2 separate regions of the Homo sapiens genome follow, and region 2 is linked to region 1. A link is a loop called in an ENCODE intact Hi-C map of the cell type or tissue named here. Cell type or tissue: OCI-LY7. All regions are shown on one strand. Each heading gives the region's core, and the rest is flanking DNA. Links, peaks and the distances in the headings are about the cores only.

Region 1 (8,349 bases), core at 188-8,187:
ATTTTATGAGCTGTCTCCTGTTCTATCCTTTTCTTGATCTCAGAGAAATGAAGAGGGCTTTAAAAGTGGAAAATATACATCTTTCTCTGTATGTTGCTTTTAACAAACTATGTGATAGTATATGTCACCCAGGATTTGAAAAATGAAGTGACTACATCCTCTCTGGCAGAAGAATATCTTTTAAGCTTAGTAATGTAGAGCATAGTATTGGATATAATATATACTACCTTTCACTTTCCCTTAGACTATCAAATAAACTTACAGCTAGTAGAGAGGACCACATTAGATCATCTACTTTTCAGGTAAGCTGGTGTATTCTAAAGCTTTTTGTATGGTATGCTTATTCTCTTCATAATAAGGCATAACACGTATCTCTTGACATGTTTGCAATCCCAGTGAATAAATGAGCAAATATATTTATGATTCTCATGATGAAAGACATCTGGTGGTATTATCATAGTCTTAATATATATAGGCTACTACTATTAGGGCCTAGAATTCTTCCCATATGGACTGCCAATATGTTCCTAATTGCAAGTAATGGCAATAGTAAAAGTTCTAATTGGTTAAATGCATTCTATATTTTTTTCTGCTATGTATAATCTTTCATAGGATTATCATTTTCTGGAATTCTGTCTTCCTTAACTGTCTATAACCCACTGCTCTTTCTTACTGTCAGTTGACGGAACCTTCTGGTGTGAGACAGGTCATCTTCTTCCTCCCCCCATAGAGAAGATAAGAACTAGGCAGCTTATAAACCGCTATAGAACTCTAGGTCAAGTCTGGCCAGTAGGACCTAAAGATAGAAGATAGACAAGAAGAGCCAGAGAGCAGGGTGGAGAATGAGAGATGGCGCATGGGGAAATTGGTAAGGATGGAAACACACTGTGGAGGTATCCAGGTAAAGAAGGAAGCAGTGAAAGCTAGTATGTTTTGGATTGTTTTTATGTTTCGTGTTACAAACCTGCTTAACATGAACTTGTGGGCAAGAATAGGGGTTCTAACTTCCATTTTGTTAGTCACCCCGATAGTTTTCATGGTCAAGCCCTTGAGGGGCTATTTCCTTGGTCATGGTTGAGGCACAGGAATCCTTGGTGAGGTTGAGAATCTCTGGTCCATTTAACCAGCCACATTGTGGCTCCAGATTCTCTGAATTTCTCTCTGGTCCCCAAAGACAGTACTGCTGGGTGTCTTTGTCCCACAAGAGGGACACCAACCTCTCATCCTCTGTTTCTTTTTCTTTTCTTCCTTTTTCGGCCTACAAGAACTTCCTCTTGTTGCTTTCACAGACCCTTAGAACAACCTTCAGAGAGTAGACTGCAAGAAAACAAAAACAAGTGAGCAAAGAGTCTTTCAGAAAACTTTCACTTTGGGGTTCAATAAACAGACCTCTTCTGAAGAGCGGTGCTTAAAGACAGCTTGTGACAAGTGTGGGTGTGAGAAGACAAAACTCAGTGACAAATAAAACAGTATATGTACTAATAAATTATTCTGAGAGTTCTCAGCACATCCTCCCGCAGATCCTTATAACTTTTTCATGAAATTTCTGCACTAAGCAGAATAATGCAGTCTAGTAACAGAGCTTGACCATCATTACACTTCAGAATGTGTGTACTGTCTAGCGCTTATGGGATCCCACAGCTGTCCCAAGTTGCATCCTTTTGCTATTAAATATCATCCAATTGTGCTTTTAAGCTATGCTAAGCTGCTCCCATAATGGTGTTTTTGTCTTTCCTGGGAGATAAGAAATTGCTGCTAAAACAACCTAGAATTTCCTGGCATTTATTTCTTTACTTGTTTCTTTTCATGATGAGAAAAGCTTCTTCTATGTTATTTTATAAATAATTGTTTTTAAAATTACCAGGGTATAGTGGCTTAAGCCTGTAATCCCAGCACTTTGAGAGCCTGAGGTGGGAGAATGGCTTGAGGCCAGTAGTTTGAGACCAGCCTGGACAGCAGAGTAAGATCCCATCTCTACAGAAATAAAAGGACATAAAGCTAAAAGAAAATTCCGAAATTGCATTATTTTATTTTATTTATTTTGCTGCCCAGGCTGGAGTGCAATGGCAATATCTTGGCTCACTGCAACCTCTGCCTCCCAGGTTCAAGCGATTCTCCTACCTCAGCCTCCTGAGTAGCTTGGATTACAGGCAGCCCCTACCATGCCCAGCTAATTTTTGTATTTTTAGTAGAGACAAGGTTTCACTCTGTTGGTCAGGTTGGTCTTGAACTCCTGGCCTCAGGTGATCTGCCCACCTTGGCCTCCCAAAGTGCTGGGATTACAGGCCTTTGCCACCACACCTGGCCCTGAAATTGCATTAATTTAATCTAAGCATGTGTAGATATGTGATGGCCATATTTTTTATGCTTATATAATCACATGCAATTTTTATATGGATATGGATGAGTGTGGTGTGTGTGTATATATATCTATATATATATAGATATAGATATATACACAATAAGTCCTTTCATAAAGTTACCTGCATTCCTAAAAATAACTATGCTATGCACAATCAAGCAATAAAAACCACAGAGCTCATGAAAAAAAAATGATCATGGGACAAAGCATTCAACATTTTCATCAGTGACATATTTTTTAAAAAGACAGGAACCTAATAAAAACAGTAGCAGAGCTTTACACATAAAAAATGATTGAAAAATCCACAAGTACTGCAATAAAAATGTGGCACTTAACCTTTAAAAAATTACCACATTTTTCAGGTCTTTTGTGTCAGTGGGTGTTGAATGGGCTGCAGCTTCTGAGTTACTGTGAAGTAGTGGAAAGAGGGTTCTCTGAATCTGGAAGTTTGTATCATCAAGTGTGGATGGGTGTAGATCATAGTCCCAGGCACCAAACATAACACTCAAGTGATCTTTTACAGCCTTAAATCCTGGTGTAGATTTTTGTGTCTTTGAAATATAGACCCTCTGAGCACGTGGTTATAATAGATATTTTATTTGATCAACATTGAATATTTGACCCAATGTACAGTCTTCTTCTTTAATTAACTTTGGTATTAGTGTGGACATTTTATTTTAGGCTTTCTCTGCACCTGCAGCTTTGCTCAACAGCTGAAGGCTTTGCAAATTTTAGAGAGGTTTGAAACCACTAAACCAACCACTACAAGCACTAACAGTTCTCACTTTTGCAGGATTCAGCTTTGTCTCTTTAAGATCTTCACAGGTAGATAGTTGCTCACCCTGCTAGGCATTATGAACCAGGATAATGAAATACATTTGAGATATTGAATGAGTTTTTTTTTAAATACATATAGAAAAGTTCTTAAATAAGCAGGAAACAGAAGATAATCTTGTAGGAGAAAACATACAGTGAACTGAGGTGGCCGGTAAGTGTTTGTGGCGTGTGCATGCAGGTGTTATGTGTATTCCTACCGTCTGGTTCAGCTGGGAGCGGTTTTCTGCTTTCACCTGGTGTTTCTAATAAAGAAGTCTCACATAAGCTCACTGAAAATTCGCATTATGCTCCAAATGTTCCCAAATATATCCATCACATAGGGACAAATTTGTGTTTCAGAACAAGTGCTGTAGCTGAAATGTGGTAAATGTGTGTCGTATACAAATACACCATACACATTTTATATAATTTGTGTATGTATGTGTGACAATTTTACTGTTTTGTTATTTCCTTTCCCCTGCAGATAGACAAAAAAAAAAAAAAAAAAACCCAACACCCTGTCGTATTTTTTTTTGGTACTACAAAAATCCTGCAATAAAGCATGTGCACAGAGATTTGCGTTCTTTTATTTATTTATTTAAAAGAGAGCAGTAGAATGACACCTTTTGGCTACAAGAATATCTCTACATCTCTATCTATCTATCATCTACCTCTATCTATCTATCTGTCTGTCTGCCTATCTATCTATCTATCTATCTATCTATCTATCTATCTATCTGTCTATCTAGGACCAGGTATTGCTCTGTTGCCCAGGCTAGAGGGCAGTGGCACGATCACAGTTCACTGCAGCTTTGAGCTTCTGGGCTCAAACCACCATCCTCCCATTTCAACTCCTGAGTAGCAAGGACTGTAGGGGTATCCCACCATGACCAGCTAATTTTGTAATTTTTTGTAGAAACAGAGTCTTGCCTATGTTGCCCAGGCTAGGCTCAAACCCCTGGCCCCAAGCAATCCTCCTGTGTCAGCCTCCCAACATGCTTAGATTACAAGCATGAGCCACTGTGCCTGGCCAAGAACATCTATATTTTTAATGTAAATCAATATTGCCACATCACTTTTCTAAACGGCTAGAACAAATCATTTTTATGCCAACAATATTTAAGAATATTATCTCTTGAATCTTCACCAATAGTAGATGTTATCATTTTAAAATATCCTTTGAAATCTAATAGGTCATTGATATATCATTGTTATGTTAATTTGCACTTACCTGAACAATAGAGAGAATGAAAATATTTTCGGACATCTTAGCCGCCACCTGTATTGGCTTCGTTATGATTTCAGTATTCTATCTTGTGTTCATTTATCTGTTGAGTTGTTTCTTTGTATTATTAATTTATAAGTGTCATTGTATATTATATAATTAATCTTTTGTTAGTCATGTACCTTACAAATAGTTCTCAAGTTTATAACTATAAACTGGTTTTGTTGATTTTTTTACAAATATGTTAATGTTTATGTAGTCAACTATGTATCTTTTCTTATTCTGATTCACTTGCTTTTTTATTTAATTTCTTTTTCATACGTATTCTTCAGGTCAAGTATGTGGCTGTCATAGTCATCACTGCTATCTGCAAATGTTTGCATGTCATTCTATCACCTGGACAGGTAGACGATGTCCTTGATATAGTCTTTTCTTTCAATAGTTTATAGACGTAATTCCCCCATTTTCTAGTGCCCAAAGATGTAGTAAACGTTCATTATTAGATGATTTACTTTTCTTTTGTAAGTTACTTCTTTTTTTCTGACAGAAAGGTTACAATTGTATATGTTTCTATTTTGATCAATTGATTGATTGGTACTTGGAATCTGGTAGGTAACTTTTCTTATCAGCCTTACCTAGAACTAAGTCAGCCCTGTCTGCTTAAGTATTTATTCAGCTCAGGCGCATTAGATACTCATTGTAGCCTCAATTTCATCAATTACTTCTTCTCTTCTTGAAATGTATATTATTTAAATAGTAACCTCCTCAATCTTCCAATTTACTTCCAATCTTGTACTTCCACTGCCCCAGACAATATCTGAAAAGCCCTGAATTCTTTTGTTTGTTTGTTTTGGGAAATGGTCTCACTCTATTGCCCAGGTTGGAGTGCACTGGCGCTATCTTGTCTCACCACAGCCTCGACCTCCTGAGGTGATCAGGTGATCCTCCCACCTCAGCCTCCCAAGTAGTTGGGACTACAGTTGTACGCCAGAACATCCAGCTAATTCTTTGTAATTTTGTTGAGACAGGGTTTTGCCATGATACCTAGGATGGTCTCGAACTCCTGGGCTCAAGTAATTCACTGCCTCTGCCTCCCAAAACGATAGTATTACAAGTGTGAGCCACTGCACCTGACCCTGAATTATTTTAATGCAGGTAGGTATTTGAAAGCCTAGGAATGAGGGCTAGTTATTTCATGGTTTCTGACATGTCATTGCTTCCAGGCCTACTCGGTGAACAAAGCATGAAAATGGTGTGTGTGTGTGTGTGTGTGTGTGTGTGTGTGTGTGCATGTGATGGGTCTAAAAATGTATCTCCCTAGTGACTTCACGAAAGGACTGTGTGAGTTCTCTCAGCTGCTGGGAGTACACTTAGCAGCAAACATGAGCTCCCAGGCCCTACAGGGTCTATATTTTTAATTTAAATCAATAAAATATTCTTAGCTTCACAGACCTGTCTCACCCAAGTCCATATTCTTCATGAACAAACACACATCTAATGACTGCCCATCTCGGGATAAAAAGACCTGATGTTTGAGCCCACTGCAGGGTAGGTCTGAAAGGCCATATGTGCTTCAAAGCACCCCTTAAAGTTGGCCAAGTCTTGAGAATAAATTACTTTTCCCTTTGCCCACCCCCACCCCCGCCTTCTATAGGTGTTCATCCCTTATGAATATCTTGCATATCAAACTCTGGCTTAGTGTCTGCTTCCAGAGAACCTTTATATATTTGCACATATACAAGTATATCTATAATATAGATATCTCAGTATAATATATAATATATTAAAATGTATTCATGTTAGTATATTTAGTAATATATACATTTATAAGATATATTAAATTTATGTAAGATATTATAATGAATATAATATATTATAATATGTATGTTTTATATATATTTATGGAATATATACTTATTTTTATTTTTGTATTTATCTTTCTATGAACTTGAAAACCATGACTTACAAGATATCTACCCTTCCATACTTTTAGCTTCTTTCACAGACATAAAATGCCTGCCTCTATCCTTGGTATAGTCACTTATTTGATCAATATCCTTATATGCAATCAGTCTGCTAGCCTCACAGCCATCCTCCTTCCAGATGTGCAGACATTCACTTGCCCCTACCCATGCTCCAGCTTCAGCCCACCCTATACAGTGACTTGGGCTCCAACAAACTGAAAAAGGGCTGTGCACCATTGAGAATGCTGTGCTCACCACACTGGAGCTCTGACGCTCTGTGCTGTACTGCCCCTCCTATCCCCAAACCCATATGGTCACCAAGTCAAATCCATGGCACTCAGACAGCCTTTGTTGAGGAGCCCTCCCACACAAACACCCACATCATCCTGCCTGGACTTTGCAACCCACTCTGGGCCACAGTAGCTCTTTTCTTCTAATTCTAATGCAGCTTTAGGAAGGGAAGAGGAAGAAGAATAGTATAATTTTTGAGATTCATTCATTTTGTGTTTGTTTGGAGACTGAGGTCAATGTTTAATTTCTTGAAGATGGATATCTAGTTGTTTCTGAATCAACGGATAATGATTTTGAGATTCATTCGTGTTGTTGCATGTATCAATAGTCCATCCCTTTTATTTACTGTGCAGTACCCCATTGTATGGTTACATCATGATTTATTTGTTTTCCTATTGATAGACACTTAGGTTGTTTTCAGTTTTTAGCTATTATGGATAAAGCTACTCTGGACATTCATGGGCACATTTTTTAATGGACATAGGTTTTCATTTCGTTGTATAAATATCTAGGAATAGAATTTCATTGTAAGAAGCTACCAAATCAATTATCAAAATGGTTTTACCATTGTACACTCTATCCACCAATGTACAAGGGTTCCATTTGCTCCATAACCTTTCCACCATTTTGGGTTTTCAATCTCAGCCATCCTAGTGGGAAAGTAGTAACTTGTGCTTTTAATTTACATTTCCCTAGTGACAAATGAGGTAAGACATTTTTCCATTTTATTGTAAAAGTTCTTTAGATTTTCTCTATACAAATCATTTATCAGATAGAGAGAAAGAAAATATTTTATCCTACTTATTAATTATATATTCATGTTCTTAAATAATCTATTGATAAGCATAAGTTTTCATGTTGCTAGAATCTAGTTTATTAATTGCTTTTATTCAATGTTAAGTGCTTTCTGATTTCTGTATAAGAAATATTTGATTACCCCAATATTTTAAAGATACTCTTTTTTCAGGAAGCTTTACAATTTTGGCTCTTGTGTTTATGTCTATAATCTATCTGAATTAATTTTTGTGTTTGTTTGGAGGCCGAGGTCAATGTTTAATTCCTTGAAGATGGATATCTAGTTGTTTCTGAATCAATGGATAAAAATAATTGTATGTCTTCCACTGAGTAACATTGAAAACATTTTTGAAATTCAATTGGGAAATAAATATCTTTATTTGAGAATTTTTTAGATATTTTATTTTTGTTAATTTTTAATTTAATTCCATATGCACAGAAAACATGTGACATCAATACTTTGAAATGTATTAATGACCCAGCATATTTGTGAAGCCCCATTACATAGGAAAATAATGTATTCTATATTTGTTGAGTATAGAGTTCTATAAATACCAACTAGGTTTACTTGGTTGACAGTGTTGTTCATTATTACGAATCTTTTTTTTCTACTTGTTTTATTGGTTGCTGAAAGAATGGTGCTACAATCTCTAACTATATTATGAATGAGTTTATTTTTCCCTTTTTTACTGCCAGTTTTTACTTCATGTATTTTGAAGATCTGTTATCAGGTGCATACACATTTATGATCTTTTTACCACTTTAACTGGCACATTTTATTTCTGGTATTACTTCTTGTTTTGATGTCTATCTTTACTGATATTAAATTGGCCACTCTAGTTTGCATAGAGTGAGCATTGCATGCTATTTGAAAAATCATTTTTTTTATTTTGACT
Region 2 (8,349 bases), core at 45-8,044, 96 kb after region 1:
ATTTACCTTAAATGGAACCTTGAATTTATCACTTGTATCACTTGCAGAAATGAGAATTTGTTAAAATAAATACAGGGCCTATGTCAATGGTAAAAAAAATTAAAATTTTACATTTCTACTTGTAAGAGCATAATTCCTTTCAAGAATAAATAAGTAGCACATTGTATCTGGACAACTAGGTGGCGCTGGTGTATTATCCTTTCAATCCCAGAAAAGCAAATTCAAATATCATCTTATATATTCCAGCTCAGTGGTCAGACATGCATGTGATCCTCAGCTGCACGTTTCAGTGGTAATTTAGAAGAGACTCATGAGTGAATATTGGAAGTGCTGTCACTCTGCAGGGAACACTAACTACTCTCTAGCTTCCCATTGGCATGTTGCAGATACAGACCTTGAATTCAGAATCTTACTTTTAAAATTTCTAGAAAATCTGGTATTCTTCTGAAGGTAGGAAGCATTTTGAATTAAAAATGTCTTTGGAAATGTGGATCCTTACAGATACCAGAATATTTAAGAGAGATTATTCAAAGCAATTTTGTTACCATCAGAGGTTTTAAAAATGAAATTTCACAGGACACAGCCAAAGGGACGCTTGTAAGTAATTAGATCCTACATAAAGACAGTATTTAAATTTCAAATGTAGACTTGCGAAATTACATAATAACATCAGGTACTTGTGTCATTCTAATGGTTTTAGGCGCTGTTTAAGTACTTTGCATATATTAACTCAATTATTCCCACAACAGCCTTTGAAGTATTGGATGAAGTTACTGGGAAACGGAGAGAAGCGGTAACTTGCCCAGTGCCAAGCAGCTACAAGTTCTGGGACAGAGCTTCAAATACAAGAGAATTTTCTGTCTTGGTCACTATTCTTTCCACATTGCCTCTTAAACAGCCTGCATAAACACTTCTTTAAACAATTTTAGTGTGACACAGATGCTTACAGTGCAAAATTAAAATAAACTTAACAGATAAATTAGAATTGGACATTTGTCTGATAGCAACATGATAGCTATAAGATCAATAACTTTCCGTCACAGAAATAATATAGAATTTAAACTTTACTTGCATATAATCTAGATAGAAAAATTTGCATATAAGAAAAAGAGTGTGAGACACATCAGGAAATGTATCAAGATACTGTTGAACTGGCTCATTTAAAACCTGAATACCCAGGGGACATCACCAATATTGTCCTCAGATAATGATGTAGAAATGCATTTCCTTGAATATATGCTTATCTTTATTTTCATCAGTAGGATCCATGAGAAATAATGAAAAGGAATCTTTTGTTAAAAGATAAGTACAGGTGTCTTCGAAGTAGTTCAACATGCCATGGGCAAACCTTTACTGAGTACTTAAATAAAGCAGAGATTATGCCATGGAAAGCATGAGAACTGAAAAGAATATGGCTGTCTTAGTTTTCTACTGCTGCGTAACATATTACCATATTTAGCAGCTTAGAACTGCACCCATTTATTAGCTCACAATTCTACAGATGAGAAGTCCAGAAGTCCTGGACCCTCTGCTTTAGGGTCTCACATAGCCACACTCAGGGGTTGGGCTAGCCTGAGTTCTTACCTGGGAATCTGGAGAAGAGTCAGTCAATTCAGTTGCCGGCAGAATTCAGTCATGTGCAGCTGTAGGATTGAGGTCCCTGTTTCTTTGCTGGCTATTGACCAGGAGCTGTTGTCAGCTTCTGGAGGCCACCTATATTCCCAGGCTTGTGGGCCTTCCATTTTCAAAGCCAGCAATGCCACGTCAAATCCTTCCTATGCTTTGAATCTTCCTGACTTCCCATCATGCCGCTGTCATCACCTTTTAAAGGATGTGTGTGCTTAAGTGAGGCACATGCCAGTTAATCATGGTATTTTAAGGCAACCTGATTTGGGACTTTAATTACAACAACAGAACCTCTGCAGTGCGTAGATGACTGTTTGAGTTACCAGAAGATAGGAATATTAGGGAGTCATCTTTGGAATTCTGACCCACATCATCAATGGCTACACCATCAAGAGGCACATTTTGTTCATCTTATGATTCCTTGTCAGTGGACACACTTTTCCTAATGTCAAGGTGACTATTGACGTGGATAATGAACTTGGAGATTAAGCCAGAATATAGTAATAACCACCATGAATTAAGTACATGGAATATGCTTGGTGTCTCAAACACACTTTCTCCTTTGATCCTCACACAACACTTCAAGTATAAAGCTGAGCTTCATAGACTTTCTGCAACTTGCTAACATCAGACAGCCAGTAAATGAGGGAGCCAAACTTCAAGAAAAGAACTGTATGAACACAGTGTCTGTGCTTTTTGCAGCACAGCATGAAGGAAAAAGGATCTGAGAGTCTTGTCCTTGAGAAGAAAGTTACACTTCAAGCAGAAAGATTAAATAAAATTTGTTATGCAACATCAATATGATTAATGATTCATTACAGATAGTATAAAATGTTTTATATGTATGTACCTGTTATTCCATGTTCATTTTTATCACACTAATTAAGAAAGTTTTATATATAATGTGTATATGTGTATGTTTTATATATAAAGTATATAATGGAAATTAAGATTAATTCAAAGATGCTAGAAGCAGCTATAGAATAATTATTGAGATGGGATTTTATCAGGAATGGGGAAGCCTGAAGGGAATCTAAAACATTTGCTTGCAGATATGGTGACCTTAAATTTGTTTGTTCTACCTTCAAACACCAGTTTGAAGGGCACCGTTTTAAATTGGGGTGTCATACTTAGAGCCCATTTTTAAAGAAAGCAGCACCTCAGAGGGTTAATTTCTAATAAACATTTGAAACAGCTCCTCTCATACTGATGGATAAAACTCTGTCCTGTCAAATGTATGAACTACAGAACCATGAATCTCCTATCAAAAGAAGTTTTTAGACTTGTGCTAATGGATTTAATCTTACCACTCATGATGTGGTTCTCAAAAGTGATGATGGTGAGAAGATCCTAAAAGGGGTGGAACTTAGGAAATCCAGTTGGGAATTTAAGTTCTAGGATAAAATAAGAATGTTCATTGTCTTAGTTTATTTGTGCTGCTGTAACAAACTACCTTAGACTGGGTAATGTATAAAGAACAGAAATGTATTTCTCACGATTCTGGAGGCTGGGAAGTTGAAGACCAAGGTACCAGCAGATTTGGTGTGTGGTGAAGCCTTGCTCTCTGCTTCACAGGTGGCCCCTCCTACTGAGTCCTCACTTGGTGGAGGGGGTGAATGCTGTGTCCTCACATGGGGGAAGGACGGAAGGGCAAAAGGGACAAAATTGCTTCATCAAGCCCTTTTATAAGGACATTAATCCCTCATGGAGATATAAGAGCCCTCATGCCTACTAATCGTCTCTCTAAGGCCTTACTTAACACCGTCACCTTGGGGGTTATGTTCCAACATATGAATTTTGGAGGAACACATGCATCCAAACTATGGCACTGGTCATGACGACCGCCACTGCTAATAGTATCATGTATTAAATATTCATGTCGGCTAGTCAACTGAGTTAAGAGAATATTTCTAGACCACTATGTAAAAAATGATACTGTTCCTATTTTGGAGATGAGGAAATGTGAGATCAAGAAACTGTCACTTTCTCAAGCTCTCATAGCAACTAATTGACAAAGCTGGAATTCGAGCTTAGCAGGGTAATTGTGTTTTTCAAAAGTGTTGTTTTTTCTCCTATGTCATTGGGCCTCTCCGCAATTTAGCTTTGTCCAGAAATATCTGACATCCTGAAAGTGCTCTTGGTTTATGTGTGACTCACGTAGGACATACACAATGTCTTGCCTTTTTTTTTCCTACTGCCATTACTTTTAAATGAGCCCAGCCAAATGCCCTGTATGGCCACCTAGTGGGCCATGTGTCAGTGACATCTGAGAGCAGGGTTAATACTTGATGGTGGAAAATAACTTTTGTGCATGTGGAATTAAGTAATCAAACTGGTGATCCTGTCCTTATGAATACAGTACTCCTCCCTATATGATTAAATAGTCCAAAGTGATTGAAAACTATTTGTCATACTTTAGTAGTAGACAAAGAGTGGTAGAATGATTTTTTTTGTTCTTAATGATTCCAAAACCACATATGAGATATGAAGAAAACAGATGCAGAAAATTCTGAGTAAGGTAAGGAGTAAGATTCTTAGACGTGAGAAACTGGCAACCTAGATCTCCCAGGTGAGTAAGACAAACAAATATCAGTGTAGGACAAGCTAAGTAAAAGAAATATATCTATGGGTTAGAAACAATCTAAGCAAATTAACTATAAATTATTGCAGAGGAACTAATTGTTATGTGGCTTAATAAACTTAGGATATAATAGTCTCAGTTGGTAAAGAAATCTTTATATACTTATTTTCTAAGTTTTCTTGCCACCAGCCATAAGAAGTAATAAAGAAAGTAACTAAATGTGGTGTAAAATCCTTAAAGCGTTAAGGAGGAGAACATTAAAAAGAAGCTACAGTGAAGTGCTGATTAACAAAGCAATCCTCTTTGGTGCTTGTTTTCCACCATCATCTACATACCATGACCTCTGGGAACGTTTTGATAATTCAGTAAGCTCTTTGAAGATGAATTTTGGTAAGTGAAGTAACTTCAAGAGGAGTATCTTGAGGAGATCTGGAGGCTCAGGGGAAAGTAGGTCTCTGTTAGGTTGTTTGCTTCCGGTAGCAGGGGAGTAAGAGGTATCATTCATTTGACAGGGCAGTAGGAGAGGGTGTCTAGGAAGTAGTGAGAGAGACCATCACTATTGCAAGTATCATTGTCCTCTGTGCTTTGTCCATCCTGTAAAAAATTTTACTGTTTAATGGATTTTTTTAATATATTCAGTAATTTAAATATTGCATATTTTAAAGTCAGTAGACTTCACTTTGTTAGGTTTACAGAAAAATTGAACAGAATATAGATAATTCTCTCTCTCTCTTCCCCATCAGTTTCCTCTGTTATTAATATCGCACATTGGCGTGGTACATTCTTCTACAACTGATGCACCAATGTAATAAATTATTACCAATGGAAATTTATAGTGTACATTAGGCTTCACCCTTTGTGTTGTGTAGTTCCATGGGTTTTGCCAAATGCGTAATGTCATACAACTGCTGTTACCGTATCACACAGAATAGTTTCAATCCCCTAAAAATGTCCTCTACTCCACCTATTCATCCTCTCCTCATATTCCCCTCAATCCTGGCAACCACTGATCTTTTTACCCTTTATAGTCTTGTGTTTTCCAGAGTGTCACAGAGTTGGAACCATAGAGTGTAGTATTTTCAGAGTGACTTCTTTCACATTAGCAATATGCGGTGATGGTTCCTCCATGATTTTTTATGGCTCGATGGGTCATTTCTTTTGACCGCTGAATAATATGTCTGAATTATTGTCTAGATGTGCCATGATTTATTTATTCATTCACCTATTGACAGACATCCTGGTTTCTTCCCATTTGGGGCAACTATGCATAATTCCACTATAAACATGTATATGCAGGTTTTTGTGTAGATTATAAGTGTTCAGCTCAGTGAAGTAAATACCTAGGAGCAAAGCTTGCTGGATCATGGGATAAGATTATGTTTAGCTTTGTAGACTAAAGCTTTCTTCCAAAGTGGCTGTATCATTTTGCATTGCCATTAGCGATGAATGAGAATTCCTGTTGCTCCATCATGGATCATTTTAAACAATGACAAATGAGAGCTGATTTTGCATACTGGAAGCTTTAATCTGCTTATAGGCATGGGCAGAGAAGAAATATCTTCAGTAATAGTCATAATTTTATACTGTGGTAGCACTATGTCATGTCTAAAAATTATAACAATAACAGATTATTTACTTTTCTTTGACCAGAGGCCTTATTTTAGAATAAGCTAATGAATAAGAATAATATTATTAAAATATTTAATGATTACACACATTTAAAAAGCTGAAATACATTAGTTTATATAAAACATCTCATTTCACAACTATACAAGGCATTTTAGGTAATGTTCTACAAATATGAGTACTACATAGACTCTCAATTTGAGTGGCATATCCTGGTGACAAAGAAGATGGACTTTGGAAATGTACAATATGGACAAATTACATAGCTTGAACTTCAATTATATTATCTGTAAACTGATTATAATAGTACACTCTGATTAAGCATGGACAAAGCCCAGAAATCGGGAATGCATAGGGTATATTTGGTGGAGGATGAGAAGTCTGTTTTGTATTATTCTTATAGGACAATACTGTTGAGGGTCCTTAATGTCACTCTAAAGAGTTTGGACTTTATTTGGTGTATGGAAATCCACTGAAGAGTTTTTTAAAGGTTGCTCACAGAAGGTGGCCTATTCAGACTTTTACTTTAAGATTATTTGAGAATAGAGTTAAAAATTTTTGAAAGAATTAATGTATCTTGACAACTCTTCAGAGCTGCACCATTGCCATTCTGTTACTCTTTTCTGTGAATTAGAAAGAGAGCTCCTTTCCTCAAGATCTTATCATTTTCTGGATAATTTTCTAGTCTATCCAAGATCTTACCATCGTGTCGTTTGATAACTGTGCTGTGGCTGACACCCCTCAGCGTTGCTCAGTGAACAACAGTGCAATTGTATGCAGGAGTCTTCTTAACATCCTGTTATTTCCTCCATAGTTCAATGAAACAGGCCTAGCAAGGTTCTTCTTTTAGTTTCTTTTTTGAGCTATTTATTTTTTACTCCTTTTGTTTTAAATATACCTAATACAGCCATACCCAAAATCTTTACCTCTGCTTCTAATATTTTCCCCTTTTTGGAGCTTAATTCAGCATACTGGACTTCCCTATTTTGATATTCTGATGCTTTTCAAAACTAACTTATCCAGCATTGAACTCATTATCTTCCAACCTCCAAGCAGCTCTTCCTGATTACTCTCTCTCTCTGTTAACAGCAACACCTTTGTTTTAGCCACTCAGCCTGCAGGCCAAAGAGTTATGTTTGATTCCTCTTTTCTTCCTGTTCCCAGTATCACTGTTTATGTTTGTGCAGGTTGTGCACTGCCAAATCTAAGGAGCACCATTACATCATAAGCATTGTGAACTTATATAACAATTAGGACAATTTTCCATCACATCTTTTTGTGCAGAGCACTGTTTGTCCCTGGCATAAAGGCCTTTCATGGGTTAGTGACAGTCTTGTAAGGAGGTAGTGAGCAAATTCTTAAAAACTGGAAGCAGCAAGTATAAATATAAAGTCATGCCTCAAATATTTGTTGGTTTAGCAGTCACAGCAATAGAGAAGACTGTGACATCTAAGAGTGGTAAGACTCTTTTATGATTGGAGCATCTATTCAGGCAGAGACAAGAAAGTAATTAAACATGTAGAGATCTGAGACGGAGACAAAAAATGATAACAGTGTGATTTGATTGTATAGGCATTGATCATGTTTTATATTAGAGCAGAAAACACTATGATAAGATATATTGAATGCAGTCCTGACTTTCTGCTTAGCCATTTCCTCTAAAATATTCTGACAAATATTCTCAAGGACAAAAGTGTTCTTAGAGCCTGGGGACTATGGGTCATTGAGATAGTCATAATCCCTCCTCCCAGTTTTGCTCCACTGTGAATTTTGTAGAAAGTTTGCCAGAGGACAAATGTGGGAGACGTTATCTTTCCTACTACAGTGTTTCAAATCAAAATTGTAAATGATGGGAGTTGAATGACAGCTATCACCGTATCAGCACACAGGGCGGATGGCACTGAAAAGAACATCACCAGTGCTCCAGAGACGCAAAATGTTTCCCTGCATACATCATTAGTTTTCCTCCATGGTGTTACGGGGGAGTTTTAAGCTGATTTAGTTCTTTGAGTGGTAGGTAGTGGCAGTTGCTGTAGCTTGGCATGAAGTGCAGATTGTTCCACATTGTGGAAACAGACATCATCATTATATTGAGTCTGAAAAGGCCTGTTCATCAGTATGTCAGCCAGTAGGATTATGTGACAAAGGGGTGAGAATATCGCCTGAAGATGACTAGGCCCTCGAAGTCTCAAACAGGTTAAAAATAGTAGTTATGATTTGCATAAACCAACAATCTTTGCTATTCCTCTATGTTTAGGCCTCTACCAAGATAATTCTTATCTATTTGCTAATTACTTTATACTTGCTAAAGCAGTCAAAAGCAGCCTCATCTTTGGTTTTAGGAAAGTACCATGTGGACAGGGCAAGTTGTATTATCCTGATTTTATGGAAGAGGCAACTGACATCCAGTGAGATAAAATTGTGGAAACGTCATTATTAACTGAGAACTGAACAGATACTCTGCCCCCATCCCTAGGCTCCTTCATCTATGAGACAATGCCTCTTTAAAGGTAACT

What was found. A loop is a pair of places that touch in the nucleus more often than their neighbours do. Peaks named below come from ENCODE experiments on the same cell type or tissue, not always from the same donor. Only the 100,000 strongest peaks of a DNase experiment are listed, where the experiment ranks them.
Region 2: a loop joins it to region 1, with 2.0 times the contacts of the local background. A loop is called at or near these places in 1 of 110 quality-filtered maps.

Annotation. Positions count from the first base shown.
Region 1 is chr4:180,731,846-180,740,194 of GRCh38, forward strand. LOC124900820 (a long non-coding RNA gene) reads right to left here. Exons shown (of 2, transcript XR_007058398.1): 2 at 1,246-1,317. Among named protein-coding and RNA genes, the nearest start is that of LINC00290, 420 kb to the right of the region's middle. In OCI-LY7, for the core only: no CTCF peak of the experiment used is centred there; DNase peaks (open chromatin) are centred at 2,816, 3,096 and 3,396; H3K4me3 peaks cover 2,589 bases; H3K27ac peaks cover 6,015 bases.
Region 2 is chr4:180,828,435-180,836,783 of GRCh38, forward strand. No RefSeq gene overlaps it. Among named protein-coding and RNA genes, the nearest start is that of LINC00290, 330 kb to the right of the region's middle. In OCI-LY7, for the core only: CTCF peaks have their summits at 183, 387, 3,870 (motif pointing left) and 4,070; DNase peaks (open chromatin) are centred at 207 and 3,857.